Regions from separate parts of the Homo sapiens genome. Here region 2 is linked to region 1. A link is a loop called in an ENCODE intact Hi-C map of the cell type or tissue named here. Cell type or tissue: PC-3. All regions are shown on one strand. Each heading gives the region's core, and the rest is flanking DNA. Links, peaks and the distances in the headings are about the cores only. Region 1 has its middle 66 kb from the start of MMD. Region 2 overlaps SMIM36 (small integral membrane protein 36).

The links. A loop is a pair of places that touch in the nucleus more often than their neighbours do. Peaks named below come from ENCODE experiments on the same cell type or tissue, not always from the same donor. Only the 100,000 strongest peaks of a DNase experiment are listed, where the experiment ranks them.
Region 2: it touches region 1 in a loop (2.7-fold over the local background); 2 of 110 quality-filtered maps call a loop at or near these places.

The regions. Positions count from the first base shown.
Region 1 is chr17:55,348,626-55,363,952 of GRCh38, forward strand. No RefSeq gene overlaps it. Among named protein-coding and RNA genes, the nearest start is that of MMD, 66 kb to the right of the region's middle. In PC-3, for the core only: CTCF peaks have their summits at 8,296 (motif pointing left) and 8,506; a DNase peak (open chromatin) is centred at 8,296.
Region 2 is chr17:55,448,184-55,463,510 of GRCh38, forward strand. It overlaps SMIM36 (small integral membrane protein 36), which reads right to left. Exons shown (of 5, transcript NM_001395421.2): 5 at 1,673-2,115. Among named protein-coding and RNA genes, the nearest start is that of MMD, 34 kb to the left of the region's middle. RefSeq lists an enhancer at 10,875-10,984. In PC-3, for the core only: no CTCF peak of the experiment used is centred there; DNase peaks (open chromatin) are centred at 4,478, 4,778, 6,928 and 11,088; H3K4me3 peaks cover 364 bases; H3K27ac peaks cover 4,185 bases.

The DNA of each region.
Region 1 (15,327 bases), core at 4,518-12,517:
GTCTCTACACTCTTATAGTGGGGGTAAATGTACAAAAAACCAGATTCTTAATTAAGGGTTGTTTGACTTCTTTTGAATGCCCAGCTGCATAGTTATATCACAAAGCCTTATCATCTGAAAAATCCTATTGGAGAAATGGGTGTCTGGCTAGAAATAGGTATTTCTGGGTTTCACAGTTCTTCATGGAGCAGATGGATTAGAAACACAAAGTCTGTGTGCAACACTGGATTTTAAATGCCAGCCTGAGTACTAAGAGAGAGGAAGATTACCTAGCGCCCGAAGAGTGGAAATAAAAGCCATAGGGAAGGGCGGCACTGCTCACGGGCGCCATCTGGTAGTAAAGATGGGAAATTGCTCTGAGAAAAAAATGGACGTGCGAAATGAAATTCCCCTCCTGGGCCTCTTGCATGTTGAGTCCTTGAGGTATAACTTTTTCCTTCATACAAATCCTGCAAGAGAGATATTATTATCCTTATTTTATCAATGAGGAACTTAAAACTCAAAGATATCAAGTAACTTGCCAAGGGATTTGACTACAGTCTACTTAGCCTCCCCAAATCTTTATTTCCATTATACTGTGCAAACTCTCAAAAGTCGTATTTCTGGGTAGCTCCTGCCTTCTTTTACCCCTCAGGATTGGAATCACAGATGCTCCACGCTTCATTGGAACCGTCCTGAGACAGACAGGAAACATGTCAGCAGTGGGTCTCAATAGGGTTAGTGCCCTCTGTTCCAGCATAGTTGGCCTAGTTCACTGGGCAGGACTCCTGTCTTAGGCACTGGATCTGAAGCTCCAGCTCTGAATTTCAGTCACCTTGGCTGGGCTTTATTATCCTACAGCATGCTCACCCAATTCCCTCTCCTGGGGGGTGGGGAGCGCTAGATCCTCCCTACTCCATCCACTAGTTACTGACTGGGTGCTGTCATGATTACAAAAATAGCCAGCCCTGAACCACCCCATATCCCTGTGAGTGTGGTTTGGAACTCCAATGTGGTTGATTTTCCACATCTCACCAACAGCTATCTGTTAGCTGCCCAGGGTGCCCATATTGGAACCCACCAGTGTAGCTGGTTTTCTCCCAGACTATGTTCTTCCTGGCCGTTCCTTCACCAGGGACAAGATTGCTAAGGTTGCAAATTGAATTCTCACACAATTACTATTGCCCTTTGAGAAATGTGTGGGGAAATGAAAGAGAGCCTAGAAAATTGAGGATAGAAAGATGTCTGCCCCACTTTTCAAAAACAATGATGGATCCCTGATACTTCAGTTAGTATAATATTTTGTAGAAGCAAATGATGTGTGAAGAGTAAAGAAATAGTAAACAGTAAGAGTTGGGAAAATTCACTATGAATAAATCATTAGAAACCAACTTTCCTTTTTAGAAAAAGTTGTCTTACTGGTAAGATTTTGTCATGTTAGAGATACAATTTGAAAATAGACACATATTTCAAAACAAGTTAATGGAACAAATGTGCCCCTGGAGGGGATATCCAGTAGAGGAGGAATTCGAGATCAGCCTGGCCAACATGGTAAAACCCTGTCTCTACTAAAAATACAAAAATTAGCTGGGAACGGTAGTGTGAGCCCGTAGTCTTAGCTACTTCGGAGGCTGAGGCACAAGAATCACTTGAGCCTGGGAGGCAGAGACTGCAGTGAGCCAAGATCACACCACTGCAATCCCACCTGAGTGAAAGAGCAAGATTCTGACTTAAAATAAATAAATAAATAAATAAATAAATAAATAAACCCAAAAAGCTGATCTATGCACTGATTTGACCAGTAATGTTATCTATGACTTAAAAGAAACTTAAAAAAAAATCTTATTGATGTCAGGATTCAAAATAATTTATCCTGGAACTATAACAAAAATTAAGAAAATGAAATTTAGTTAGCAAAAATGAAATGTCTTAAACCTACTTAAAACAATCAACCACAAGAAGGAGTAACCAGTGGTTGATAACAAAAAACTCAGGGATTCTGGTGACTACAAGTGAAGTATGAGTGAGCAAGGTGATGTGGTTACTTAGAAAATACTGCAACTGAGGGTTCTGACATTCACAGTGGCAGAGTAAGAACCTCTGCAAAATCTGTTTCTCCATAAAAGCAATGAGACATTGGCCAAAAATTGTTATAATCAACTTCTCAGAACTCTGGAAATTAACCAAAGATTTGCAACAATACAAGGAGTAATTATTCAGGGAAAATGATTGAATCTCAATAAGAACAAAGAGCCCTGTGGCATTTTAACTTGTCCTACTCCCATCCCCCTCTCCTCAGCATCACAAGAGCCTTGAAAACCAGCAGCCTCACAACCATGGTAGTGGTGAAAATCAGCATCCTAGCAGCCACTAGAGAAAGCAGAACATGTTTGGAGCACCCTAAAAGCCTCATCTTTAGAGAATTGTCACTATTTGACCTGTCTGGTAACTCCCTGGAAACCTCTACTCTCAGAGCTTGTCTTTATGTAACCAGACTCAGAGCTGGCTCAATGTAAATGGCCTGGAACGTTTGTTGAAATCAACAATCACCGGTAATTGTTAAACATTACATCTGCCTGAAGCAGAGAAAACATTTGGGAAAAACAAGAGGCTGACAGAAGTCTTTAAAGGAAAACCTGACACATAAACTGCCCACAAAGGACTTTTAAAAGTTCCAGGGTATTTCTGGGAATCTAGAAGGCCATACACATGTTCAGGTTTATGCCCAGGAAAGATCTGAGAAGGCCCTAATCTCTTGCCTTTGGTGGACCTTGAGGCTTTGCAGAAATAGGAAGTGAAGGCTAAGACAGCATTATAGACTGCCTGCCAGAGCACTGAATACACATTGCAACACATAGAGAGAGCCCTTTGGCAAAAGCTAAGAAACTTATTAATGCCAGGCACTTAGGGAAATTTGTGTCCAATCATTACTAGCCACTAAACTAACTAAGTGGAGACTTCACAGAGTTAATTTATAAAAGTCACGATATAAGCAAACAATACAACAACAAAAACAAACAGCAACAATAACAAGCTCTGGAGAAGAAAGGAATCTGATTTCCAGGGTTGCCACATTATATCATTTAAAATATCCAGTCTTCAATAAAAAATTATGAGACATGGAAGGAAAGGACAGCATGGCCCATATACAGAGAAAAAGGTACTTAATGGAAACTTTCTCTGAGGAAACCCAGATGTTAGATTTACTAGACAAAGGATTTAAATCAACTACTATCAATATGCTTACAGACCTAAAGAAAACCAGGTGTAAAGAATAAAATAAAGGCCAGTCATGGTGGCTAGTGCCTGTAATCCCAGCACTTTGGGAGGCCAAGGCAGGAGGATCACTTGAGCTCAGCAGTTTGAGACCAGCCTGGGCAACATAGCAAGACCGTGTCTCTAAAAAAACAAAAACAAAAATTAGCCAGGCGTGATGGTGCACACCTGTGGTCCCAGCTACTGGTTGAGGCTGAGATGGAAGGGTCATTTGAGCCTAGGAGGTCAACACTGCAATGAGTTATGATCTCACCACTGCACACCAGCCTGGGTAACAGAGTGAGATCCTGTCTCAAATAAATAAATAAATATAAATAAAATCAAAGTATTATTTTAAATGAGAACATGCTTCACCAAATGTAGAATATTAATAAAGCTATAGAATTTATAAGAAGGTAATAAAATAGAGGCTCTAGAGTTGAAAAGTACAATAGCTGAAATGAGAAATTCAATGGCAGACTTGAGTGAGCGGAAAGAACGAATCAATGAATTTGAAGATGGGCTGCTTGCAATTATCCAGTCTGAGAACAGAAAGTAAAAGAATTGAGAAAAACAAAGCTTCAGAGACCTGTGAGACACCATCAAGCTCACCAACATACACATAATGATAGTTCCAGAAGAAACAAGAGAAAAAGGGGGAAGAAAGAATATCTGAGGAAATAATGGCCAAAAACTTCCCAGATTTGATGAAAAACATTTATCTGCACATCTAGGAAGCTCAATAAACTCTAAGTAGGATAAATGTAAGAGAGCTACACCTAGACACATTAAAATCAAACTGTCAAATGCCAAAGACGGAGAATCTTGAAAGCAGCAAAAGAGAAGCAACTCATTATGTACAAGTGATCTTCAATAATATTAACAACTGATTTCTCATCAGGAACCATGGAGGCCTTATTCAGAGTACAGAAAGAAAAAGAGGCCTCAAGAGGATTGTTTGAGGCCAGGAGCTCAAGACTAGCCTGGAAAACATAGTGAGGCCCTATGTCTATTCTTCTTTTTTTAATTAGCCAGGGGTGGTGATGCATGCCCATAGTCCTAAGCTACTTGGGAAACTGGGGCAGGAGAATCACTTCAGCCCAGGAAGTGATTCAAGTTTACAAGGAGCTATGATCATGATGCTGCACTCCAGCCTTGGCAATGACGTGAAATCCTGTCTCTTAAAAAAAAAAAAAAAAAATGAATTCTGTATTCACCAAAAACACTATCCTTCAAAAATAAACGAGAAAACCACACATTGACAGGTTTTTCAAAAAAAAAAAAAAAAAAAGAATGTATTACCAGCAGACCTGCCCTGTAAGAAATACTACCAAGAGTCCTTCAGGCTGACAGGAAAGAAGACTTGCTCAAATACTCATGAAGAAAAAATAAGGAACATGAGTAAAAGTAACTACATAGATAAATATAAAATGTAGTATGAATGTACTTTTGTTTGTAATTCTTTTCTTTTTCTATGTGATTTATAAGACATCTCTATAAAACAATGACTATAAAACTGTGTTGATGGATTTATAATGTATAATTATAACAGTAATAGCACAAAGGAGGGGGGAGAAAATGGAGATCTGTAGACACAGTTTTTTGTATACTATTGAAATTAAATTGGGATTAATCCAAATTAGATTGTTAAAAATTAAAGTGTTGAATGTAATCTCCAGAGCAGCCACTAAGAAAATAACTAAAAATATATATAGTATAAGACATGACATGGGAAATATAAATGGTACACTAGAAAATATCTGTGTAACACAAAACAAGGCAACAATTGAAGAACAGAAAAATAAAAAAGATAGGCTGTATAGAAAACAAATAGCAAAATGGCCTAAGTAAATTCTACCTTATCAGTAATTATATTAAATATAAGTAGATTAAACACTCCAATCAAAAGGCAGAGATTGGCAGAATGAATTTAAAAAAACTAAAAATCACAGGATCCAACTACATGCTGTCTGCAAGAGGCAAACTGCAGATTCAAAGACATAAACAAATTGAAAGTAAAAAGATAGAAAAAGATATATCATGCACACCCAAAGTGCTCAGGTTACAGATGTGAGCCACCATACCCGGTTGGAAAGAAAAACTTTAGCTGGTCTGATAGGGGTCAAAAATATTTTTGAAAGGGCTTCTATAAAAAGAAGTGCAATTTTATCTAGCTCTCAAAGATGGAGATAGGTAGTACCCGTGGGTACAAGTGACAGGGAGACACATTTTGGCTTAATATGTGATTGCCTATAAATGAAAGAGGTGCCTGCTCTTGGGATTGTGCAAAAGGTTCTCTATCAGAGATACCCTAGATAGAAACTGGATGAGGAGGGTAGATTACAGGATACAAAGTCAACACTTTTCTGCAAGTCACTGAGCAGAAATGGTATTTAACTACACAGCTATCTTTCCTCTCCTGCAGTTCTTTTTTTTCTGAATGAGGGAAGAATGACCTTGATAATGGTTATTTTTATTTCTTTTTTTCTTCATTATTTTTAGCTAGTAATTTTACCATTTAGGGTCCAATTATAGACCTTAGAAACCACTGCAGACGGTTTTAAAAACTAAGAAATTATTCCCAGGTATTAAATGAATTACTAATGGTTGGGAAGGTCCAAGGATCAGGTTCCTAGTTAAGTTTCTAAGAACAGCTCCCAGCCCCTAAGATCACTCTGCTTAGGAGAGCTGCTGATGTTACTGCCAGAAACCAAATCAGGAAGCTGCTAACTATAGAGCCACATCACTGCCATAACTTCTTGAAAGAAGACTTAGTGCAGGAGATTCTTAGCTGGACCTTGGTGAATTGGTAAGATTTGTGTGACATTAGACAGTCAAACTGTCTGAACCTTAGTTTGCTTATCTGGAATATTGGGATAATTTTACCTGCCATAACTACTTTATGAAGTTTCTATGCAGATTCAATGAGATAAAGTATGAAAGTGCTTTGAAATCAGTTAATCTCTCTCTGTATTTTTTTCTATTATTCAGTACCTGATAGACAGTAATCACCCAATAAATATTTGCTGAATTTAATGGAATAAAGTGTAATCCTCAAACTAAGATATTGACCTGAGAATGTACAATAATGCTGTGTACAAAAGGCTTCCTAACTGCATTCAAGTTGGTAGATGTCTATTGACTAGAAATGTGAAATAGGATAGGATTGTTAGAGGGGCCTCAAATATGGATGGTCTGGAAAACAGGCAAAGAAGCTTAGAATCCATAAATACCAAGCATAAGAGCTTTGGAGTCAGACAGATGTCAGTTTAAGCCCTGGCTCTGCCACTTCCTAGTTAGCTATTTAATCCCAGGCAAGTAATGTGTGTGTGTGTGTGTGTGTGTGTGTGCACACGCGTGCAGGTGTGTATAAACATACATATATGTATTTCAAACTGATATATATAATCAGTTGCTAGATGCTCTTCATTCTTTCTTTTTCTCATTTTCACAAAAGCTAAAAAATCCTAACAACACAGTGGCTTCCCAGGTCCATGAGAAGACTGGGTTATTTCCAGGAGGGGAGAGGCAAATATGAATTATAACTAAAGACAAGAAACACGATTAATGCCACAAATTGGGCTCAGACCCTGATCCTAGACTAGCATGAAGCAATGGACAGAATGAGAAGAAAAACAGGAGAAATACTGCAAAGAAGGATGCAAAGTGAAAAGGATGCAGCTGTGACTGAGCCGAGCGTGCCCTGAGGCAGCTGGGGTGAAGGCGTTGGATCATCCTTCTGCCTCATTTTCTCCATCCTCACAACCATCCTTTATCCTGGGTCTTCATCCATTCACCTTACTGTTTGAACCATTAGAGTGGGTTTCAAACTGTATTACACAGAGATGCACCCAAGATTCTTCCAACATTCTATTCCGTTTTCAAAAACTACCATTTTCTGGACTGTTAGAAGGTGAGAAAGCAGCTTAGTAGATGGAGACCCAGGCTTGCTACTCTTGTTTCAGCCAGAACAACAGCTTCATTTTTATTTCTGTTAACTATTGTGATTTCTCTTAAAATTTAATTATATTAGGAATTTCTGCTTTAATAGTGTTTGACTTCACATCAATCTGTTTCAACATTGCCATGGGCATCCCTGGCCTTTGACGCTCTTCTTTCCTGCACTCCACTCTAAATAAATCGAGCTAAATTCATTCTGGCTGGCCGCAGTGGCTCATACCTGTAATCCTAGCACTTTGGGAGGCCGAGGCAGGTGGATCACTTGAGGTCAGGAGTTCGAGACCAGCTTAGTCAACGTGGCAAAACCCCGTCTCTACTAAAAATGTAAAAATTAGCCAGGTGTGGTGGTGTGTTCCTGTAATGCCAGCTATTCAGGTGGCTGAGGCAGAAGAATTTATCGAACCTGGGAGACAGGTTGCTGTGAGCTGAGATCGCAGGACTGCACTCCAGCCTGGGTGACAGAGTGAGACCTTGTCTCAAAAAAAAATAAAATAAAATAAAAATCAATCAATCAATCATGCTAAATTCATTCTTCATTAAGTTGTCCTCTCCCTGCTCCAGATTGTCTGTTGACTTTTTATCATCCTCTGGACATGGGCTAAATCCTCAGCCAAGCCTCTGGGGAACTCTTCAATAAAAACAAAAGGAATGGCATAATGATGCCTTAAGCTATTGAGAATCCTTAGCACATGGCAGACACTCAATAAGTAAATGCCAACTTACTACAGTTGATTGCTCCTTAAGGGAGCCTTTGAATCCCCTCAACTCATGGAACAGTGCCTTGTACACAGGAAAGTACCTTGCAAATCAAGAGACACTCCCCCTTTCACAGCATAGTTCCTTTTGCTTAGCTAAGCTTCCAAGTTGGGGAAATGGCTTGGTGATGTTTAGGAAGGATCCTGAATTTCCATCTTCTGTAGGAAATGGTATGGCAATGTTTATAACATGCCTTCAACCTCTTTCTTTTGTTTTCTGGGAAAATACCTACCTCTGGCTGGCTTACAAATGTAAACGTGAGCCTACAAATGTAACTGCTAGAGCGACCTAACTGAATCCCTCTAGTCCTTCATCATTATACATGGTTCTTGGTGCCCCCTTGTGGCAATCTGTCATCATGCAGGGTTACCAAGATGAACATGACAGCCATCCTTTAGGGGATGCCTAACTCTGAGACAAATACCATGCTAGGCATTTTCAATGGATTAGCTCATTTACTCTCACCACAATCCCCTGAGGTAGCTACTATTAGTTTAATAACATGTGCTAAGTAACACAGCTAACAAGTGGCAGACTAGAGACTTGAATTCAGGCTGGTTACACTGGAGCTTGTGCTTTTCACTTCTATATTAGGTGCAAAGAGATATTATGGTGAATATATAAAGAGGAATTAAGAGGTGGGACTTCTGGGAGAATGGAATAACAAGTTTGGTGGACTCTTTCCCCAGCAAAACAACAATCGAATTAGAGAAAATTATTTAAAATATCCATCATTTAAAGTGTCTGGAAAGTGTTGTAAGGGCCATACAGCAAATAAGAAACATTAATTCAAGAAAATCTTTAAAATTTCAATCATAATAGCAAGAGTCTGTGGCATTTGAGCTGCGATTTGCCCATTAATCTTCTTCCTTATTATGGAAACTCTACCCAGTATATGAGCAGCCAAGACAGGGCTCCATCTCTCTCTACATCCTAGTTTGAGGCTATGGTTTCACCCTAAAAAAGACAGGATGCTAGTATTTCTCACTCCACTAAGCCCCAGTCTGCAGAAGTTCTGTTCCACATGAGTATGCCAAGAAGTGTCATCCAACCCCCAGTTATAAGGTGGAAGCTCTGCTGTAGGCACAGCAAGTCAAGAATACTGGAGGACTGATTTCCTACACCTCAGTTCACTTGCAAGTGAGAGGTTACATGCTGGGAGAGGTAAGATGAGAAGATAAGGGGTCTCCACACTCCCCAACCCCAGTACCTAGTCATGGAGCAGGGATGTCACTCTGGGGAAAGAGGATCTCTGTTCCAGCTTCAGTGCAGTGGCACAGGTGCTCTACCTAGTGGGAAAGGCAGGCCACAAAGAGCAAAACACCATAGCTCTGCCTGAGGAGACTGACTTTATTTGGAACAAAGGGTGAACTCCATACGTAAGAGCATTCTTAAAAATAATGGTAATCTTGTTGGGAGAGCAATGAAGAGGCAGCTGGTATGTGCGTATACAAACAAAATAGCAGAGTATTCAGAAGTTTAATAGGGAGACCACGGAAAGAGACAGCCAAGAAGAGCCCTTCTATGCATACAGTCAAGTCCAATCAGAAAGGCTGTGCTAGGCTGCACTCACTTGGGAAAAATCAGAGCAGGATGTGGGGCAGATTTCATAGCATTTCTCAAGTCACCCACAGGCCCATCAACATAGGGTGGAAATTTTATTGGTAAAAAGGGCATAAGCACAACTTCTGATTAACAACTGACTGAACAATATGTTATTCTGGCGCAGGAGTGACTCCAAGACAGCCAAGCTTAAAAATAAAATCATAGTCATCCCTGAAAGTCTGGAAGACTATGTGCATACCCAAGGCTGCATCCTCCAAGAAGCAATCAGAGAGAGAACCACCAGGCTGCTAGTTCCTAGGTGAACACGGGAGAAAAGTAGTAAGCTCCCTGAACTGTGATAAGAGCCTCCACATCACACATATCATTTCCGACAGTAAAGGGTAAAAAAACCTAACAGACTAAGGACACTGAGGCATAACCTTTGACTAGTAAATGGCTTATGCTGACCTAGAGAAAACCCCTATCTAGCCAGGCTAAAAGATAAAAATAAGGGGGCCAGGTTTGGTGGCTCATGCCTGTAATCCCAGCACTTTGGGAGGCGAAGTGGCAGGGCGGGGGCGGCAGATCCCCTGAAGTCAGGAGTTCGAGACCAGCCTGGCCAACATGGTGAAACACCATCTCTACAAAAGCACAAAAATTAGCTGGGCATGATGGCGAGTGGCTGTAATCCCAGCTACTCGGGAGGCTGAGCTGGAAGAATCACTTGAACATGGGAAGCAGAAGTTGCAATGAGCCAAGATCGTGCCATTGCACTCCAGCCTGGGCGAGAAAGAGTGAGACTCTGTCAGGAAAAAAAAAAAAAAAAAGATAAGAATAAGGGAAAAAAATCTAAGCAGGGACATTAGAAGCTGCACACTGCAATAGACTTTGAAGAACTACTTAAGCTTAGCTATTAAACAAATGACGAAGGAAACAACAAGCCCCAGAGAATCAGCATTCAGAATTGCTATGATATGTGATCTAAAATGTCCAGTTTTCAGTAAAAAGTTGTGAGACATTAAAAGAAACAGGGAAATATGACCCATAAAAGCAGGCAACAGAAACAGCCTTAGAGAAGGCCCAGATGTTGAACTTAGCAGACAAAGACTTCAAAGTAGTTATTATAAATAAGTTCTAAGAAAACATGCATAAAAATAAAGGTATGAGAAGACTTCAAAAAGTTCATGGAAAGTGGAAGCAACAAACAGTAAAAATAAGAAATATAAATTTTATTTCCCAACATAAATTCCATCAAGGTCAAAACAATTTTGTAAGTGATGATACCAGCAGTTTAGTCCATCCCTAAAGAACTGAGGGTCCTGGGAATTTAACCATGTCAGTGCAGTCTTTTTTATATTATTAACTGAATAAAAATGGGTGTCCTTTAAAGATTGTTTAAAATTAGGTGGGGAAAAGAAGTCAGAAGTAGCCAAATCAGAACTGGAGGGCGTATGCTTAAAGATTTCCCATTTAAACTTACAAAATTTCACTTGTTTGTTGAGAGGAATAAGCAGGAGCTTTGTGGCAGAGGAGGACTCTATGATGAAGCTTTCCTAGGCATTTTTCTGCCAAAGCTTTGGCTAACTTTCTCAAAACACTCTCATAATAGGTAGATGTTATTGTTCTTTGATCTTACAGAAAGCCAAGAAGCAAAATGCTTTGAGCATCCCAAAACACTTTTGCCATTATCTTTGCTCTTAACTAGCCCACATTTTCTTTTTCTTTTCTCTTCTCTTTTTTTTCTTTTTTTTTTTTTTTTTTGAGCTGGAGTCTTGCTCTGATGCTCAGGCTGGAGTGCAGTGGTGCAATCTTGGCTCACTGCAACCTCCGCCTCCCGGATTCAAGCAGTTCTCCTGCCTCAACCTCCCAAGTAGCTGGGGTTACAGGTGCTCAACACCATACCTGGCTAATTTTTACATTTTTAGTAGAAACAGGATTTTGCCACATTGGCCAGGCTGGCCTCGAACTCCTGACCTCAGGTGATCTGCCCACCTCGGGCTCCCAAAGTGCTGGGATTGCAGGATTGAGGCTCTGCGCCCAACCCCCATGTTTTCTTTGACTGCCACTTCCACCTCTTGGTAGCCATTGCTTTAATTCTGCTTTGACTTCAAGATCATACTGGTAAAGCCATGTTTTATCTCCTTTTACAGTTCTTCGAAGAAATGCTTTAGGATCTTGATCCCACTTATTTAAAATTTCCATTGAAAGCTCTGCTCTTGTCTGCAGCTAACCTGGGTGAAATGGTTCTGGCACCCATAAAGTAGAAAATTTGCTTAATTTAAAATTTGCAGTCAGAAGTTTTTAAGATAAACTAATTGAGGTATTTATGGTGTTGGTGTTGGCTATTGTTCCTGCTGTTAATTATCAGTCCTCTTTAATTAGGGCATGAACAATATTAATTTTTTTCTTTACAAATTGATGTTCATGGGCTGCTGCTGCAGGCTTCATCTTCAACATAGTCTTATCCCTTCTTAAAAAGAATTATCCATTTGTAAACTGCTGATTTCTGTATTTATTTATTTGTAAACCACTGATTTCTTTGGGGCATTGTCTCCATAAACTTTTTGTAAAGCATCAGTGATTTCACCATTCTTCCACCCAAGATTCACCATAAATTTGATGTTTGTTCTAGCTTCAGTTTAGCAGAATTTGTATTTCTCTGATGGGACTCTTTTCCAACTGATGTCTTATCCTTCCTATTGTCTCAAACTAGATCGTGTTCAGACATGTTATAACAAGTTAGTGTGAGTTTATTTTGGTGCAAAAAAGTTTGAAATTCATGCATAGTTTTTTATAGTATGCATTTTCTATGAATTTTTTGAAGAGCTCTCATGTGGTAAAAATATCTCATCAAATACAGAAGATCAGTAAAGAGAAATTACACACACACACACACACACACACATACACACAGCTGAAAGGAAATTCTGGAGTTAAAAAGTACAGTAGTGAAAATGAATAATTCACTAGAGGGTTCAATAGCAGACTTGAACTGTCAGAAGAAAGAATTGGCAAACTTGAAGATAGAGTGATAGAGATTATGCAATCTGATAAAGAGAGAGGAAAAAGAATTAAGAAAAACAAACAGAGCCTCAGAGACATGTGGAATGCCATGAAATACACCAACATACATGTAATGAGAGCACCAAAAGGAGAGGAGAGAGAGAAAGGGACAAAAATATTACAGAAATTATGGCTAAAAATTTCCCAACATTGATGAAAAATATTGATCTATCCATTCAAGAAGCTCAACAAATGCCAAATAAGATAAACACAAAAAGACCCACACTCAAACACTTCCTAGTTAAATGCTGAGAGACAAATAATCTTGAAAACAGTAAGAAGAACACCTCATCACATACAAAAGAAATCCAGTAAGATGTAAACGAGCTTCTCATCAGAAACAGTGGAGCCCAGAAAGCAGGAAGAAGATATAGTGTGCTGAAATAAAAATCTATTAATCAAGGATGTAAAATGGTACAACTGTTTTGGAAAATTATTTGACAGTTATTCAAAAAGTTAAGCATAGTGTTACTACATGACCTGAAAATTCCACTCCTAACTATATACCCAAGAGAAATGAAAACTTATTTCTATACAAAATACATAATGTTCATAGCAGCATTATTCCTTATAGCCAAAAAGTGGAAACAAGCTAAACATCCATCAATGAGTGAATGAATAAACAAAAGTCATATATCCATACAACAGAATAGTATTTGGCAATAAAAAGCAATAAAGTACTAATATATACTACAACATGATAAACCTTAAAAATATTATGCTAAGTGGGAGACACCAGTCACAAAAGACCATATATTGTATGAATCTACTTATATGAAATGTCCAAAATAGGCAAACCTATAGAGACAGAGAGTAGATTCGTGGTTGCCTAGAAATGGGGTGTGGTAGGATGAGAAAATGACTGCTAATGGGTATGGGATTTGTTTTGCAGGAGGGAATGAAAATATTCTAAAATTAGATTGTGATGATGGTATACTGTGAATATACTAAAAAACATTGAGTTATTTACTTTTAGTGGACAAATTGCATGATATTTGAATCTTATCTCAATAAAGCTATTTTTAAAGATAAATTAGATACAATCATCACCCTTGAGAAGCTTACAAGTACAATACGCCTTCAGCAATCTTTGTGAGGTAAACAAAAAATCAAGGCATAAGCTATAGCATAAGTTCTGTGGGGGAAAGCATGAAGAATTCTAAACTCCTGATAAGCTTTCAGAACAAAGTCCTCTTTTAATTGAAAATACCTTGTACTTTGAATAAACTATCCCTACTGCGTTTGGGTAGAGGCCAATTTAGAAGAGACAATACAAAAGATTGGGGGTAAGGGGAAGGACCTGGAGTGGAATAGCTGGAGTCCTGCTGTAACAATGGACTCTCAGAAATGGCAATAGTAATAGGCAGATGCTAGGCAGACAGTAATACTTACACTAGGTAATGGAGCATGCTCTTTTAGTATGGCTGCTGTCCACAGGACTTCCAAATAGGCAGCTGGCTATACAAGTCTCAAAATCAAAGGAGAGTTCTCAGCCAGGGATATAGTTTATTAGAGTGTCAGAATACAACAATAGAAGTGAATGAAGCAAACTAGGAAGAATATAGAAAGAAAAGGGTCTAAGACCAAAGCCCAAGGAATTTAAATATTTATAGTTCAGGTACAGGAGAAGCTATAGGATCCCAGCAGGAATCTGATGGCACATTCAAACTAAGTTGTTTGAACAGAATTTTATAAAGAGACTATTTACAAAGGTGTGGGCAAGGCTTAGGGAAACAGAAAAAGACAGTGCAGTTCTGCCAGGGTTAACAACAGTTGGAGCTTTACTTTCCCCAGAGCTGAAGAAGACAGAGGAAGGAGCAGTTCCAGAACCCTGAGAGGAGAGCTGAACATAGAAGGCTCCCAGTGGGAGTGGCAGCCTTTTGATAGAGGGACATAGTCAACCCACAGCAATCCAGCTGGGCTAAAGCTGGGACATACATATGACATCCTCATTCTCCTCTTGCCCTTTGATTTCCTGCAGGAGCATCCCATTGGCTGGGCCCAACAGGAACACAAAAGGCAAATGAGCTCACAGATGCATATGGGTCAGCCCTGCCAGGGCACAGAGGCACAGAGCAGGGTGGAGAAGGCCAGAGAGTAGATTTGTGTACATGCACATATGCATACACACACACACACACACACACACACACGACTATCAACACAGGCTCTAAGAATAAGACTCCAGAGAGCCAGGGGTAAAACCTGGAGAGAAAGATAGTGCTAGTGTAAGTCCCAGAGTGCAATGGCCCAGGAACCAGGAGTTCTGATGTCCAAGAGCAGGAGAAGATGAATGTCCCAGCTCAAGGAGAGAGAATTTGGCCTTCCTGTGCCTTTTTGTTCTGTTTGGGCCATCAAGGGATTGAATGGTCCCTGACCACATTAGTGAGGGCAGATCTTCTTTACTCAGACTACTGATCCAATGCTATTCTCTTCCAGAAACACCCTCACAGATATACCCAGAAGTAATGTTTTACCAGGTATCTGGGTGGCTCTTAACCCAGTCAAGTTGATACATAAAATTAACCATCATAGAGATCAAGTTTACTAGAGAGTTACAGTAGAAATCCTAGGCATCGTGCTATATACGTTTGAAGTGAGTTATCTTTCATTTAAAGTGATGGTAATTTGCTCCATTGTGTGGTTTTTCTATAGCCATTCCCAGAGGTACTGGTACAGAAACTGTTCTGTGTGTAAGGTAAATGTGATGAAAGGAGAGAAAGGCAAAATAGTTAAAGGTGGTGGCAGGGTGCAGTGGCTCACACCTGA
Region 2 (15,327 bases), core at 3,433-11,432, 98 kb after region 1:
GAAAAGGCCTGGTATATAGTAGGTGCTCAGTTAATGCTATGTTTTTTTCTCCCTGGCATAAGTTATTTATTTATTTATTTATTTATTTATTTATTTTATTTATTTTTGAGATGGAGTCTTGCTCTATTGCCCAGGCTGGAGTGCAGTGGGGCAATCTCGGCTCACTGCAAGCTCCGCCTCCCGGGTTCACGCCATTCTCCTGCCTCAGCCTCCCAAGTAGCTGGGACTACAGGTGCCCGCCACCACGCCTGCCTAATTTTTTTGTATTTTTAGTAGAGACAGGGTTTCACCGTGTTAGCCAGGATGGTCTCGATCTCCTGACCTCGTGATCCACCCGCCTCGGGCTCCCAAAGTGCTGGGATTACAGGCTTGAGCCACCACGCCTGGCCAAAAGTTCTTATATTTCCTTTAAGGCCCAAGTAAAGGAGTGTGATGAAAGGGACCGGATAATTCTTTTCCTATTTCTGTGCCTCTTTTGATTTCTCTGTTATAACTTCTCTAATTAATGCTTGGCTCTTCAAATTATTTACGGGAGGAAGTATTCCAGAGGATATGGTCGGGTGTTGGGAGGGGGAGGTGGGGGAGATGGGCAGGATGAGGGTAGAAGACAGAAACAGACATCCAGTTAGTTATATGTTGCTAAGCCTAAGAATATTTGCTGGCTGAAGGATCTGTTAACTTTTTCCAAAACGGTAATAGTGCTTACTGCAGAGATAGCGATCTTTGAAACTTGACCCTCCTTATTGCAAAAGCCCCAAGTGTTCAGATCTGGGCCATCAGGACTGGAAAATGAAGATGTTTTACCTCACTTCATCCTTTTCTTCTTCTAGGGCAGCTACTTCATGCCAATATGCAGTAGGATAGGGCAAAAGGTTGTGTTTTTCTTCTGTAACTTAAAGGAAATAATGTATTTCAAAGGATCCTGAGAAAGACCATATTTATTCTTGAATTCTTGTGGAATGTAAGTGGTATAAGGGCTTCTGGGGAAGCCAACTGTAGTAAGTCCCTCTCTTTAGAAAGCAAATGTCTAGACAGCTGGAGGGACCTGTCTATCCAGGGTCATAAACAAGTTGGTTTAGAGTAGGGACTAAAATCTTGATCACTTTACATCTAGCTAAGTATGTTCTTTTGTGCCTTACAGATCAACTGGTGTAAAGCTGATTTTCCAAACTTCGAGTTTTAAGGGAAATGGATAGGATACTCTTTTTTAAAATTATTTTTATTATTTTATGACAGAGTCTTGCTCTGACGCCCAGGCTGGAGTGCAGTGGCGCAATCTAGGCTCACTGCAACCTCCACCTCCCCAGTTCAAGTGATTCTCGTGCTTCGGCCTCCCAAATAGCTGGGACTACAGAATCATGCTGCCACGCCCAGCTCATTTTTTTGTATCTTTAGTAGAGAGGGGGTTTCGCCATGTTGGCTAGGCTGGCCTGGAACTCCTGACATCAAGTGACCTGCCCGCCTTGGTCTCCCAAAATGCTGGGATTACAGGAGTGAGGCACTGCGCCTGGCCCAGGATACTCTTACTAAAGGGTTTCTGGAAGTTTCTTTTGGGAGCAGCACTCATTGAGTAACCGTCTACTCTGTGCAAAGCCCAATATTGAGCACTATGAAGGAGAAATGAAAGAAACAAAAGTCATGGAATAGGGACCCTGGAAAAAGGAAAAATGGATACCTGAAAATATTATGCGGGTTTATTTGGGTTGGGGTGATCACTGATAGATAGATGCAATGGATTGAAGGATGATCCCCCAAAAGACACGCCCATGTCCTTATCTCCAGAAACTGTGACTATTATTTTATGTTGTAAAATATTGAACATGACTTTATATGACATAAGATATGATTAAGTTAAATCTTGACAGTAGGAGTTTTTCCTGGAGTACCCAGATGGACCCTAAATGCAATCACAAGTATGAAGAGAGGCAGGAGAAGTTTTGAGAGAGAAGAAGAGGCAGCAGTATGACCAGGTAGGTTAAGATTTCAGTGATGTGATCACAAGCCAAGGAACTCCTGGAACCACCAAAAGGTAGAAGAGGCAAGCAATAGATTTTCTCCTGCAGCCTTCGGAGGGAGTACAGCCCCTCTGACACCTTGATTTCATACTCCTGGCTTCTAGAATATGAAAGAAAAAAAATTTCTGTTGTTTTAAGACACTCATTGTGTGCTAAATTGTTACAGCAGTCAAGTGAAAACTAACAGCATATCTAATCTTTGACCTTTTACATTTCCTCGTTGCTTTCTCTCAAGGGGTGTGGGGCAAATTCCTTATTCTTTTCTATCTAGTTCTGCTGCCATCAGAAGCATAGAACATGGATCTCACAGTGTTGCAAGTAGATCACTTAGTCTCCTTTGGTTTCATTTCACAGAGAACATGGTGGAGGCTCAGAGAAGTGAAGCGACTTGCCCACATTTACACAGTTGCTGAGTGTGAGCCCAGACGTGGAACCCGGGTGCAATACCCAGATAGTACTCCTTGCTTTCTGCTTACAGCCTAGAGAGAGGGAACTTGCAGCTGAGTTAGGAGACAGAGGCTCACAAGCACAAGGCAATACTGGCAGAGCGTAGACAACAGGTTTAGGCACCCGTGAGTCTACACAGTAACACTGGAGAGTCCACCAACTTTACCTCCAAGAAGACATCTCTAATCTGCCCACTTCTTTCCATCTCCTTTGCCAGCAACTCTCTGCTTAAAGATCCATAGTGGCTTCTTTTTTTTTTGAGACGGAGTCTCGCTCTGTCACCGAGGCTGAAGTGCAGTGGCACGATCATGGCTCACTGCAACCTCCGCCTCCCGAGTTCAAGCAATTCTCCTGCCTCAGCCTCTTGAGTAGCTGGAATTACAGGCATGCGCCACCACGCCTGGCTAATTTTTGTATTTTTAGTAGATATGGGGTTTCACCATGTTGGTCAGGCTGGTCTCGAACTCCTGACCTCATAATCCGCTCTCCTCAGCCTCCCAAAGTGCTGGGATTACAGGTGTGAGCCACTGTGCCCAGCCCCTAATGGCTTCTTATCATCCATAGACTAAGACCCTAATTCCAGATGGTGGCATAACAGGACCCTATATGATCCAATACTCGCACCTTCTCCAACCTCATTTTCTACCAGTGTCTCCATCCATCACCCTCCTTCAGCACCTCCAGCTGGCTGACCTTGGGTTGCCCTTGAAGCAGGCCAAGATCTTTCTTGTCTTTGTGTCTTTGCACTTGCTCTTGTCTGCCTGGAATACTTTCCCCATGGCTCTTCCTGTGGCTGACTTATGTTTTATCTTCAAGTTCCAGCTCACATAGCTCCCCACAGAGGCTTTGAAGTGGCTGTTTCCTCCATATGTTTCTTATCACAGGCTGAAACAGTCTTGTTTATTTGTTGAGTGTCTTCTCTTGTCACTAGATTAAAAATGCTATGAAAATTCTTGAGAAAGATACACCCTCTTTGTACCTGGCACAGTGCCTGACAGTGTAGGTACTTAATAAATATCTGTTGAATGAATGAATTTACCAGTTTTCCTAAACTGGGCTACCTAAGGAATTTACTATATATTTCCTGCACAAAAGATTTAAGACTCTTTCTTTCCTCCTGAACAATGCATATCAAAGTCTCTGAAAAATTCTAAAGAAAACTAAATTTAGACTGTATGCAGGGGCTGATGCCTGTAATCCTAGCATTTTGGGAGGCCAAGGCAGGAGGACCACTTGAGGCCAGGAGTTCGAGACCAGTCTGGGCAGCATAGTGAGACCTTGTCGCCACAAAAAATAAAAAGATTTTAAAAATTAGACAGGCAAGGTGGTGGGTGCCCTCAGCAACTTGGGAGGCTGAGGAGGGAGGATCACTTGAGCCCAGGAGTTTGAGGCTGCAGTAAGCTATGATTGGGCCACTGTACTCCAGCCTGGGTGACAGCATAAGACTCAATCTCTACAAAAAAAAAAAAAAAAAAAAAAGGAAACACTTTTAATAAGCCTGGCATATTTGACCCACATATGGTTTTAATAAGCCCAAGTGTATTTGGCCATACATCCTATTGTTCAGGAGTTTGTGTAAATGTTCCTGAATATAGATGTTCCCCAGAACAGTTAGAGAACTCTTGGTGTAGAAACTGGTAACAGCTGAATCCAGTTAAATCACCAGTTCATTTGAAAATATCCAGTTGACTCCAGGCAGCAGTATGTGTGTATACACACAGTTTCGTGTATATAAACAGCAGAGTGAAGTTGCTAACAGAGCTGGGGTAGTGATAGTGATAGGGGAGGAAAACTCATAGGGCTGGAGAGGTGGGGGATTATGACCTCGGCCATGGATTTCAAATTCTGTCTGGAGGTAACTTAGAGTGGAGCAAGTTCTCAGCTTCTCAAGGGGAGTTTGACCGTGAGTCTGGACAAATCAAGAGCTTGCCATGAACAGCACACAGAAAGATCCAGCTCTGCTGCCTCCACGTGCTCTGCTCACATAGTGGCCATCCTGTTCCAGAAAATGGGCTTTGTCATCACTTGGCTCACATCCTGTCTCTGGGTGACCTGAGAGTGACCTATAAATGTTTGACTTTGCTTTCTAATAGAAAAAATAATGCTGTCAGTCGTTGCTGTATATTTTGGGTACTCTCCTCCTCTGTAAATTGTGTCTTTCCTTAGACATATAATTCCAGTGACAACAAAGCCATTAGGTCAACACTCACTAAATAAATTTTTTAAAAACCCAACACTTTGATAGAGAGGGAAGTAAGATGCTCAGTGATCTAAGTCTCCATAGGGAGGGCTAGGAATGGGTGGCTGTGTTTGGACACTCTTACCACATCCTTTTCTCTGAAGTACACCACCTGGGCAGTTCCTTAGAATGTGAGACCACGGGCTGGGTGTGGTTGGCTCATGCCCATAATCCCAGCACTTAGGGAGGCTGAGGCAGAAAGATCACTTGAGCCCAGGAGTTCAAGGCCAGCCTGGACAACATAATGACACTCTATCCCCAACACACAACAAAATTTTTAAATTAGCCAGGCCTGGTGGTAAACACCTGTAGTCCCAAGCCACTTGCAAGACTGAGGCGGGAAGATGGCTTGAGCCCAGGAGTTTGAGGCTGCAGTGAGCTATGATCAAGCCGCTGTACCCCAGCCTGGGTGACATAAATAAGTAAGTAAATAAATAAATAAATAAAAAGTGAACCCATGCAGTTAGGTTTTGAAGCATTTAGGTTACTCCTGTTTTCTACTCTTCTGCCTTCCTTTCACGTTTAAAGGCCTGCAAACCATATAAATCATCCCATAGGTTTCTTGGCAAGTTCAGCACTGATCCAAATAAAATATACCAGGATCTTTGTTCTGGGAATGGCAGTAACGATTTCCAGGTTGTTTTTAAAAATAATAGTGTATTTTTAAACTTTTTATTCAAGTATAACATATATGCCAAAAGTGCACATATCATTGGTGTACATAGAGTGGATTCTTAGAAGTTGAACACACGCTAATAACTAGCACTGAGAACAAGAATCAGAACATTACCAGATCCCCTGGAAGCCCCTACTGTTCCCTCCCACCCCTGCAGGTAGGAATACACCACAATTTATTTATTAGTTCTACTATTAATGGGAGATTCCCAGGTTTTAACAGTAAAATAGATATTTAGAGTAGTTGGGTCAAGACTAAGTAGGGCAGTGGGATAGATCTTCATTGGGTGATGTCTGAAATAACTTAGTGTTTTCCCCTTTTGAGGATTAGTAGCAGAACTCTCTGATTCTCTAGGAAATATCTACCTGCATGGCAGCATGGGAATTTGCAGTCTGGTCTGACTCCATTAGTTCTCTGTGCATAGAAATGTCAGGCTGGAAGGGGATCAGGGCAAGTTAGAGCCAAGCCCACTTCCTCTTCTCTCCAGCGGAAGGGTCATTAGCAGCTGACCACCAGTGTCAGCTGGGCAGCGATGGAACTGTTGACAAAACCAGAAGTAACTTTCCTAGGAAGTTGGTTTTAAGTAGGTGTTTGGTGTGAGTCTTTGGAATATTCATATTTAAAAAGTGGGTTTAGAAAGATGTTTATTAAAAAGGAGGAAATGTTAAGAGATAAATGAAGCCCCCAAATAAATTATCTCAGACAAAACAAGCTTTCAAAATAAGATAGGAAAAACTGAGAAAGGAAAGTGTCCTGTAGCATTTTGATGTGCATTACAAAAGAGAAAGAACCGCTGAGGTCAGCAATCATCCTGGCTGGATTTACCTCCTCACTAAAAAATAAAAAAGCTGCAGGGATTACCGTTAAAAAACTCACAAAACGAATACCTGTATTGTTTTGCTTTTAAAAGGATCACACGTTATTTTTTAAGACCTAGAAAACATAGATCAACAGAAAGTAAAAATTTTTAATGTTAATTTAACAACTGGGGATAACCACTCATTAACATTTTAATGAGTATCCTTTGAGTCTATATACATGTATTTACACGCCTTTTACATTAATGATGATAGTATACGTACTGCTGTGAAACTTGCTTTAAAAAAGTGTGTTATGGGCTTTCTATGCTTACAATACATTTTTAGTGAAATAAAGCAAGATAAACTTGCACAGGCAAGTTTAAAACCTCTGGCTTCTTATTTGAGGAAAACATAATACAGAAGGTAAAATAATCAAAACAAATTTAAAATCTTCACGATGCATCATAAATATTTTCCCATGCCAGTGACTACTGTTCTACAACATGAGATTTAATGACCATATTTTTTTTCATCGTGAAGAGATACCATAATTTAATGTATTCCCTATGTGTGGGCATTAGGCAATTTTGCATTATTCATTACTAGAACAAACACTGCAATGGATAGTCTTAGAGAGAACTATCTGTGCACATTCATTATTGTTTACTTAGAATAAATTCCTGGAAGAGACATTGCTCAGTCAAAAGCTATGCCCTTTTCAAAGCATTTTGATACTGATTTCCAAATTTCCCTCTGGAGAGGTTGTACTGATTTACAGCCCACCAGCAGTGTTTATGAGTGTTTGCCAATGCTGAGTAAGTGCAAGCATTTAAAGAAGGCTTTGGAAATATGATAGGGAATACATGGTAGCTTGTGGATTCTTTAACCCGTGTTGTGTATAGAGTGTAAATCCTCATCTGGTCTCCGATGCCTTTCGCAACAGGATTGCCACCTATCTCTCTGGCCTCATTTCATCTCCTTCTATTCCTCTCCCACCACCCCCACGCTGCCCCCCTCCCCACACTGTTGTTCAAACAGGATTCATACATTCTTAGCTTTGTGCTTTTTCTCCCTAGATGACACTCATATTCCATCCACTGTCACCTTAGCCTTCCGTAATCGCTTAAAATCTATTAATATCATTTGAGACTGGGTGCAGTGGCTCATGCCTATAATCTCAGCAACTTGGGAGGCCAAGGTGGGAGGATCAGTTGAGCCCAGGAGTTTGGGACCTGCTTGGGCAACATAGTGAGACCTCGTCTCTACGAAAAATCAAAAAAATTAGCCAGTCATGGTGGAGCATGCCTGTGGTTTCAGCAACTCCAGGAAGGCTGAAGTGGGAGGATTGCTTGAATTCGGGAGGTTCGGGCTGCAGTGAGCTGTGATCATGCCACTGCACTCCAGCCTGGGTGACAGAAGGAGAGCTGTTTCAAAAACAAAAACAAACAAACAAACAAACAAAAACAAAAAAAACATGCTGGGTGCGGTGGCTCACACCTGTAATCCCAGCACTTTGGGAGGCCGAGGCACATGGATCATTTGAGGTCAAGAGTTTGAGACCAGCCTGGCCAACACGGTGAAACCCTGTTTCTACTAAAAATACAAAAATTAGCTGAGTGTGGTAGGACGCACCTGTAATCCCAGCTACCTGGGAGGCTGAGGTGGGAGAAAAGCTTGACCCCAGGAGGCGGAGGTTGCAGTGAGCCAAGACCGCACCATTGCACTCCAGCCTGGGCAACAAGTGCAAAACTGTCTCAAAAAAAAAAAAAAAAAAAAAAAAAAAAAGGATCATTTGAAACTGTTTCAAAGTCCATATCCCTCATCAGGTCTTTTCTTGTTCCTCCCAAGCAAAGGGACTCTTTTGCTTCTTCTCCTGTAATTGTTTTATGGCAGTTAATTTTCCCTATACAAGTCACATCCATAGTTCCAGAATGAGGGCTACGGCCCATTCTTAATTGTCTCCTGTACTAGGGGCAAGTCACCTTTCCCTGCTGTGCCTCAGTTTTCTCATCTGTAAAGCACAGAAGTCTGATTCAGATTAGATGATTTTTAAGTACCAATTCACCTTTAACAATTTATCATTCCATCTTTTTTCCCACAGTAGACAAACCTATCCATCAATTCTTCCATATGACTTATTGCACAACCAGGACAGTGATCCCTAAATTTCTTAAGGCCACAGATGCCTTTGAGAATCTGAAGAAAGCCCTGAGCCCTAATTTTCCGCAAATTAATTTAGAGATATGGGCATTCAAGGACAATGTGATTGTTAAACAGTCTGTTTAAGGGCCCAAGATTAAGAACTTGGCTGTTTAAGTCTGTGTTTGTTTGTGTTTCTCTTGAATATAGTAGGAAGGTTCAATAAATATTTTTCAATGTGAATCATATTCAAACAGGAAGGTGAATACTAAAAAATAATTATGTGGGTTTTCTCTTGGGACTTAATTATAAGTTTCATTACTTTCAGGTCACCCTTGGTGTTAAATCTCCACTCATGTCAACACATTAAAAAGGCAAATTGAGAGGCTTTCAAAGTACATTCAAAATAGGCCATGCCCTTTAGTCTTTTAGGCACCATTAAACATCCAGCATTTTGATAAATCCTACATAGCAGTTAGTGATTTCAGATTTCCTGTGTGAGAGGATTGCGAATGGGTAAGCAGTTATAATGTAATGTTTTTCCTCAAACATGAGGACACAGATTTTTGTGAGATTAATTCATGGTCATAAGAGTAGATTGGGAAAGGATAAAAGGATAAACCAGGCAGTTTTCAAATAAATCTGCCTTATTAGAAAATATATAAATGGGCCAGTTGTGGTGGCTCATGCCTGTGATCCCAGCACTTCGGGAGGCTGAGACGGGCGGATCACGAGGTCAGGAGACCAAGACCATCCTGGCCAATATGGTGAAACCCCATCCCTACTAAAAATACAAAAAAAATTAGCTGGGCATGGTGGTGTGCACCCGTAGTCCTAGCTACTCAGGAGGCTGAGGCAGGATAATTGCTTGAACCCAGGAGGCAGAGGTTGCAGTAAGCTGAGATCTCACTATTGCACTCCAGCTTGGGTGACAAGAGTGAAACTCCGTCTCAAAAAAAAAAAAAAAAAAAGAATAGAATAAAATAAAATTGACAGCTCTCGAGATCTTTAAAAAAATTTTTTTTATTTTTATTTTTTGTTTTTGAGACGGAATTTTGCTCTCGTTGTCCAGACTGGAGTGCAATGGTGCGATCTTGGCTCACTGCAACCTCCGCCTCCCGGGTTCAAGCCATTCTCCTGCTTCAGCCTCCCGAGTAGCTGGGATTACAGGCGCCCACAACCATGCCCAGCTAATTTTTGTATTTTTAGTAGAGACGGGATTCACTATATTGGCCAGGCTGGTCTCGAACTCCTGGCCTCAGGCAATCCCCCCACCTCAGCCTCCCAAAGTGCTGGGATTAAAGGCTTGAGCTACCGCGCCGGCCTTTTGTTAATTAAAAAAATAAAAAAATGTTGACATCTGTAGAGATCTTTATCTGGCTATCTCACTAAAGGGAAAAATACTTGACTATGTCATTAATCCAAAGGATGATGCCTGTTCTTGAGATTAGTGGAGGTACAGAATTGGGATTTGCCTGCTAGCTGAACATTTTCATGCGAGTATGTGCTCTCCGCTTTTAGAGTGTGTCTTTTCTCTATTGTTTCTCCTTCCTACTTTACATTAAAGGGAGATGAATGCAATATATACTACTTAGTTTGGGGGTATAAATTCTGTATTGTGAACCTGGATTATTGTTCTCTCTTTAGAACCAATTATTTGGTGTAGTTCAGCAGTAAAACCAAGAATAATGACATGATCCGCTATCTGGATGTTCTATTACTCACTTTCTCCAATTGTTCCTACATCCAAGCAAACAGGCCCCCAGTCACAATCTGCAGCGACAGCAGTTTAATTAATATTCCTTCTGACAATGCTGGTGTAGCTGTTGGTGACTTCCACTTGCGTGGAATTAATATGGGAGTGCTGGGAAGGGAAGACCCTGGTCTCTTTAAATAATAGGAAACCGGGGAAGGGAAGTGCAGGGTAGAGGAGGGCGTGGTCCCTTGTTAGGGATCCACCCCACGGACCTAGGTGAGGACAGACATTTCCTGCCCAACTGTTGCATTTCCCGACACCACCCTGGCCTGCCACGCCCCATCCTGTACCTATAATAACCGTTCTCCACCCCCACCCCCCGCCCCGTACCACACACACATCCTAGCGGGCAGCCACACATCAAAAGGAGCACGTCGGCTGAAGAAGACACAAGCAGCTGGTCGTTGAGAAGAGCTCGCAGAAGAGCATGCCTCCTCTGCGGCCGAAGAGCATGCCCGCAGGCAGTGGAGTCTGGCCAGGGCAGTCTGGCCAGGGCAGTGGGAGGACAGCCGGGCTGCTGAGAGGCCCAACTGCAGGGGAAGACTACCTCCCTTGTGGATCCTCCGTCCGCTGAGAGCTACCTCCACGCAATAAAATTTTACACTCATTCTCCAAGCCCACGTGTGATTTGCTTCTTCCAGTACACCAAGGCAAGAAACCCCGGGGTACAGAAATCCCTCTGTCCTTGTGATAAGGAAGAGGGTCTAATTGAGCTGGTTAATTCAAGTGGTCTGTAGATGGCAAACTGAGAGCACCCTGTAACACACGCCCACTGGGGCCTCAGGAGCTGTCAACATTCACCCCTATACACTACTAACATTCATCCCTAGACACTGCCATGGGGTCGGAGCCCCACAGCCTGTCCGTGTGTATGCTTCCCTAGAGGTTTGAGCAGCGGGGCACTGAAGATGCGAGCCCCACCCCCATCACACGCCCTGAGAGGGGGATTCCCATTTCAGAATAAGAAGTTGACTCACACCATTGATTAATTCGGTTTTGAATGTTTTGTGTTGTTCTAAGTCATCTCTAGGTGACCTGGGCTTGAGTCATCTCTCCAGAGAGTCATTGGATCAAATTTTCTGCAGCTAGGTCCTAGATTTTTTTTGTTGTTGTTCAAATTTATCCTTCTGAAAATATGGCAAAACCTATTTGGTATATGTCCAATATGTGTGGCATATATGGGTCTTTTATGAATTTGAATTTAAGGGACAAAAGTTGGCATAACTATCCTTGCCTCAGGGAAGTTGTCCCTGAATCTCAAGGTGAGGGTAGGTCTACTGTTAGAAATCCTCATACTGTTCAGTTCTTTACAATTTTAGACTTACTGCTATCATATTTATATAGTTGATTATGCAATTATTTGTTTACTGTCTTCCTTCATAAGGAACTATGTCCTTTAAAATGATTTCTCTACCCCAAAGGTTTAGCAACATGCCTAGAATAGATGCTAAAAATGATTTCTTGGCTGGGCATGGTCACAACTGTAATCGGAGCACTTTGGGAGGCCAAGGCAGGAGGCGCGCTTGAGCCCAGAAATTCGAGACCAGCTTTGGCAGTATGGCAAGACCCTGTCTCTACAAAAAATAAAATAAAAAGCTAGGCATGGTGGCATGTGCCTATAATCCCAGCGACTTTGGAGGCTAAGGCAGGGGGATTGTGCCTAGGGGTTGGTGGCTGTAGTAAGCTATGATAGCACCACTGCACTCAGCCTGGGCAACAGAGTGAGACCCTGTTTCTCAAATAAATAAATAACATAAAAATATTTATTGAACAAATTGTTACTATGTATTATTATCACTACTAGTAGTAGTAACATTTGTAGAGGTCTTTGCAGTTTTCAAAGTCCTATATGTTGTTAACTCATCATCCATAGATCTTAAAAACATAATGCTGGCCAGGCATGGTGGCTCACGCCTGTAACCCCAGCACTTTGGGAGGCCGAGGCAGGTGGATCACAAGGTCAGGAGTTCAAGACCAGCCTGGCCAAGATGGTGAAACCCTGTCTCTACTAAAACTACAAAAATTAGCCAGGTGCGGTGGCAGGTGCCTGTAATCCCAGCTACTTGGGAGGCTGAGGCAGGAGAATCGCTTGAATCTGGGCAGCAGAGGATGCAGTGACCCTAGATTGTGCCACTGCATTCCAGCCTGGGCGACAAGAGTGAGACTCTGTCTGGAAACAAAAAACAAAAAACAAAACAAAAAAAAAGAACAACAACAACAAAAAAGCTATAATGCTAAGTGAAAACAAAACAGCACAAGCTTGATGCCATTTATGTAATGGCATAAAATACCATTTACGTAAATTTAAAACATATAAATAGGCCGGGAGCAGTGGCTCACGCCTGTAATCCCAGCACTTTGGGAGGCCGAGGCGGGCAGATCACGAGGTCAGGAGATCGAGACCATCCTGGCTAAAACGGTGAAACCCATCTCTACTAAAAAATACAAAAAAATTAGCTGGGCATGGTGGTGGGTGCCTGTAGTCCCAGCTACTCGGGAGGCTGAGGCAGGAGAATGGCGTGAACCCAGGAGGCGGAGCTTCCAGTGAGCCGAGACTGTGCCACTGCACTGCAGCCTGGGTGACAGAGTGAGACCCTGTCTCAAAAAAACAAAAACAAAAAAAACCATAAATACATGAATTAGCACTATGTAGGATTTAAGAATCCATGTGTACCTAAGCACATATAGTGAACAAGTGAGCTAAAGAGAAAATCTGGGAGAAGGAGATTTGTACTTGTGTAGAGAATAACTTAAGAAACATAATAAAATTAAGCAGGAGTGTGGCCTTGCACAGACTGAAGGTAATAAGATATTGGGAACTGAGAAGTATAATTAACTCTAACCTAAAGCCCAGGAGAGGTAGAAGGGAGAGATTTGTGTACATTAGACTTTGGGAAAAAATCTACAATAATTATTTGCACCATATTTTGAGTGCGTTCAATTTTCCAAACACCTGATTCTTGACTCAACATCACCTTACTCCCCCAAAGCATTGTCCTATTTTTCTTCCTTCTGTCTTTTCTCTTGCTTATACACTCTCAAAATATCCTTGCTAAAAAGAAATGATTATCCATGCAACAACATGGATAAATCTCAACACATAATACTAAATGGAAAAGCCATACTCAACAGGCTATGTACTGTACAATCCCATTTACAGGACATTCTGGAAAAGGTGAAACTATAGGGACAGAAATCAGATCAGTGATTGCCAGGGACTGTGGTGGGGAAGAGGACTGATTATAGAGAAGCAGGAGAGTTGCTTGAGTCCAGGAGTGCCAGGCTGTAGTGAGCTGTGATCATGCCACTGCACTTCAGCCTGGACAACAGAGTGAAACCCTGTCTCAAAAAAACAAAAACAAATACAAAAACAAAGAAAAAACATAAGTAAATTATTTATGTATAAATTATACTGTATATTTAAACACAGAAAGCAAACACATTTCTATGAATTTCCAGAAAAACATAATTCATTTTTATGATCTTCATTTCTTTAATGAGGCAAAAAAGCAAAAACAAAAACCAAAAACCAGAAAGTACAGACTCCCACCAGTGGTGGTATTGAATGAGTTAAATGTCTCCTTGAAATCATACTGTTTTTGATTCTGTAATGTGGTTAGTCAATAGAACAATTCAGGGCAGAGAATTCTTACGGAAGAAGGCTGCAAATGTAGGTTACATTAGGGATCCACTGAGCCACTGATCTGGAGTAACAAATGGGAAAGATTGTAGATATGGTGATAGGCAAATTCATATTTTTCTGGGTAACTTGTTAAGAAGATAGTTAAAGGTCTAGCTTGAAATAATTTTGGACAGATTTTAGGGCAAGCAGTTTGATGTTGTGGAAAGTGTATGGCCTTGGATTAAATCTTGGTTTTAGATGGATAGACTTGGGTTTGAATATTGACTTCCCCACTTAATACTTAAAAGTATGAAGTTAATATAAGTATTAAGTTAATTAATACTTATTAATACTTAATAAGAAGTATATAAAGTTAATATAAGCATTAAGTTAATTAACCTCTGGCTGTTCATTTCCTCATCTGAAAAATGGGCTAATAAAAGCTGCCATGTGCAGGGCATGGTGGCTTATGCCTGTAATCTCAGCACTTTGGGAGGCCAAGGCAGGAGGATCATTTGAGGCCAGGAATTCAAGACCAGCCTTAGCAACGTAGCAAGACCTCATCCCTACAAAAATTTAAAAAATTAGCCAGGTGGCATGTGCCTGTAGTCTTAGTAACTCAGGAGGCTGAAGTGGGAGGATCATTTGAGCCTAGGAATTTGAAGTTGCAGTGAGCTATGACAGAACCACTGCACTCCAGCCTGGGCAACAGAGTGAGATTATGTCTCTAAATAAATAAATAAAAATAAATAAATACATACAAATTTTTAAAAATCTGGCATGCAGCGTTGTCATGAGGATTTGAAATAAAGAACTAAAGCCATACTTTAGTTTTTTAAGGGACTAGCACTTGTTAGGTGCTCAACAATTCATAACACTTTAATATTTACTGTGGGTTAGAATGCACAATCTAAAATAGGTCAGGCCCAGAGACAGAATACTCAGGCCTCTGGGGTTATGAGCCTCAGATGTGGAGAGGTCCTTTGAAGGCCAATTACTGTGTCTGAGGAATGATAGAAGACTCCTCCCAACCCCCAGAAAGCTGGAAAACTCTCTGTTAAAGAGGCCTTTCCCACATGATGATAAATTTGATATCTAAGCTGGGGATTTATCTTCATTTACCCAAGAACATTTGGCCTCTGAGTCAGAAGGAAAAGGTATTTTTTCTTTTCTAATTGGAGTTCCACATGATCCTCCAGGCTATGTAATAATACATAACTGCCCCCCACCCCTTATCCTCAGGGGTATGTTCTAAGACTTCCAGTGGATACCTTAAACTTTATGTAGTTCTGAACTCAATATATACTATTATTTTTCCTATACATAATGTCTATGATAAAGCTTAATTTATAAATTAGGCACAGTAAGAGACTAATAACAATAACTAATAATAAGGCCGGACACGGTGGCTCACACCTGTAATCCCAGCACTTTGGGAGGCTGAGGTGGGAAGATTGCTTGAGCCTAGGAATTCAAAGCCAGCCTGGGCAACATAGTGAGAACCCATCCCTAAAAAAAGAAATAAAAAAAATTGTCAGCCATGGTGGCACAAGCCTGTAACTCAGTTACTTGGCTGAGGCAAGAGGATTGCTGGACCCCAGGAGTTTGAGGCAGCAGAGTTATGACTTTGCCA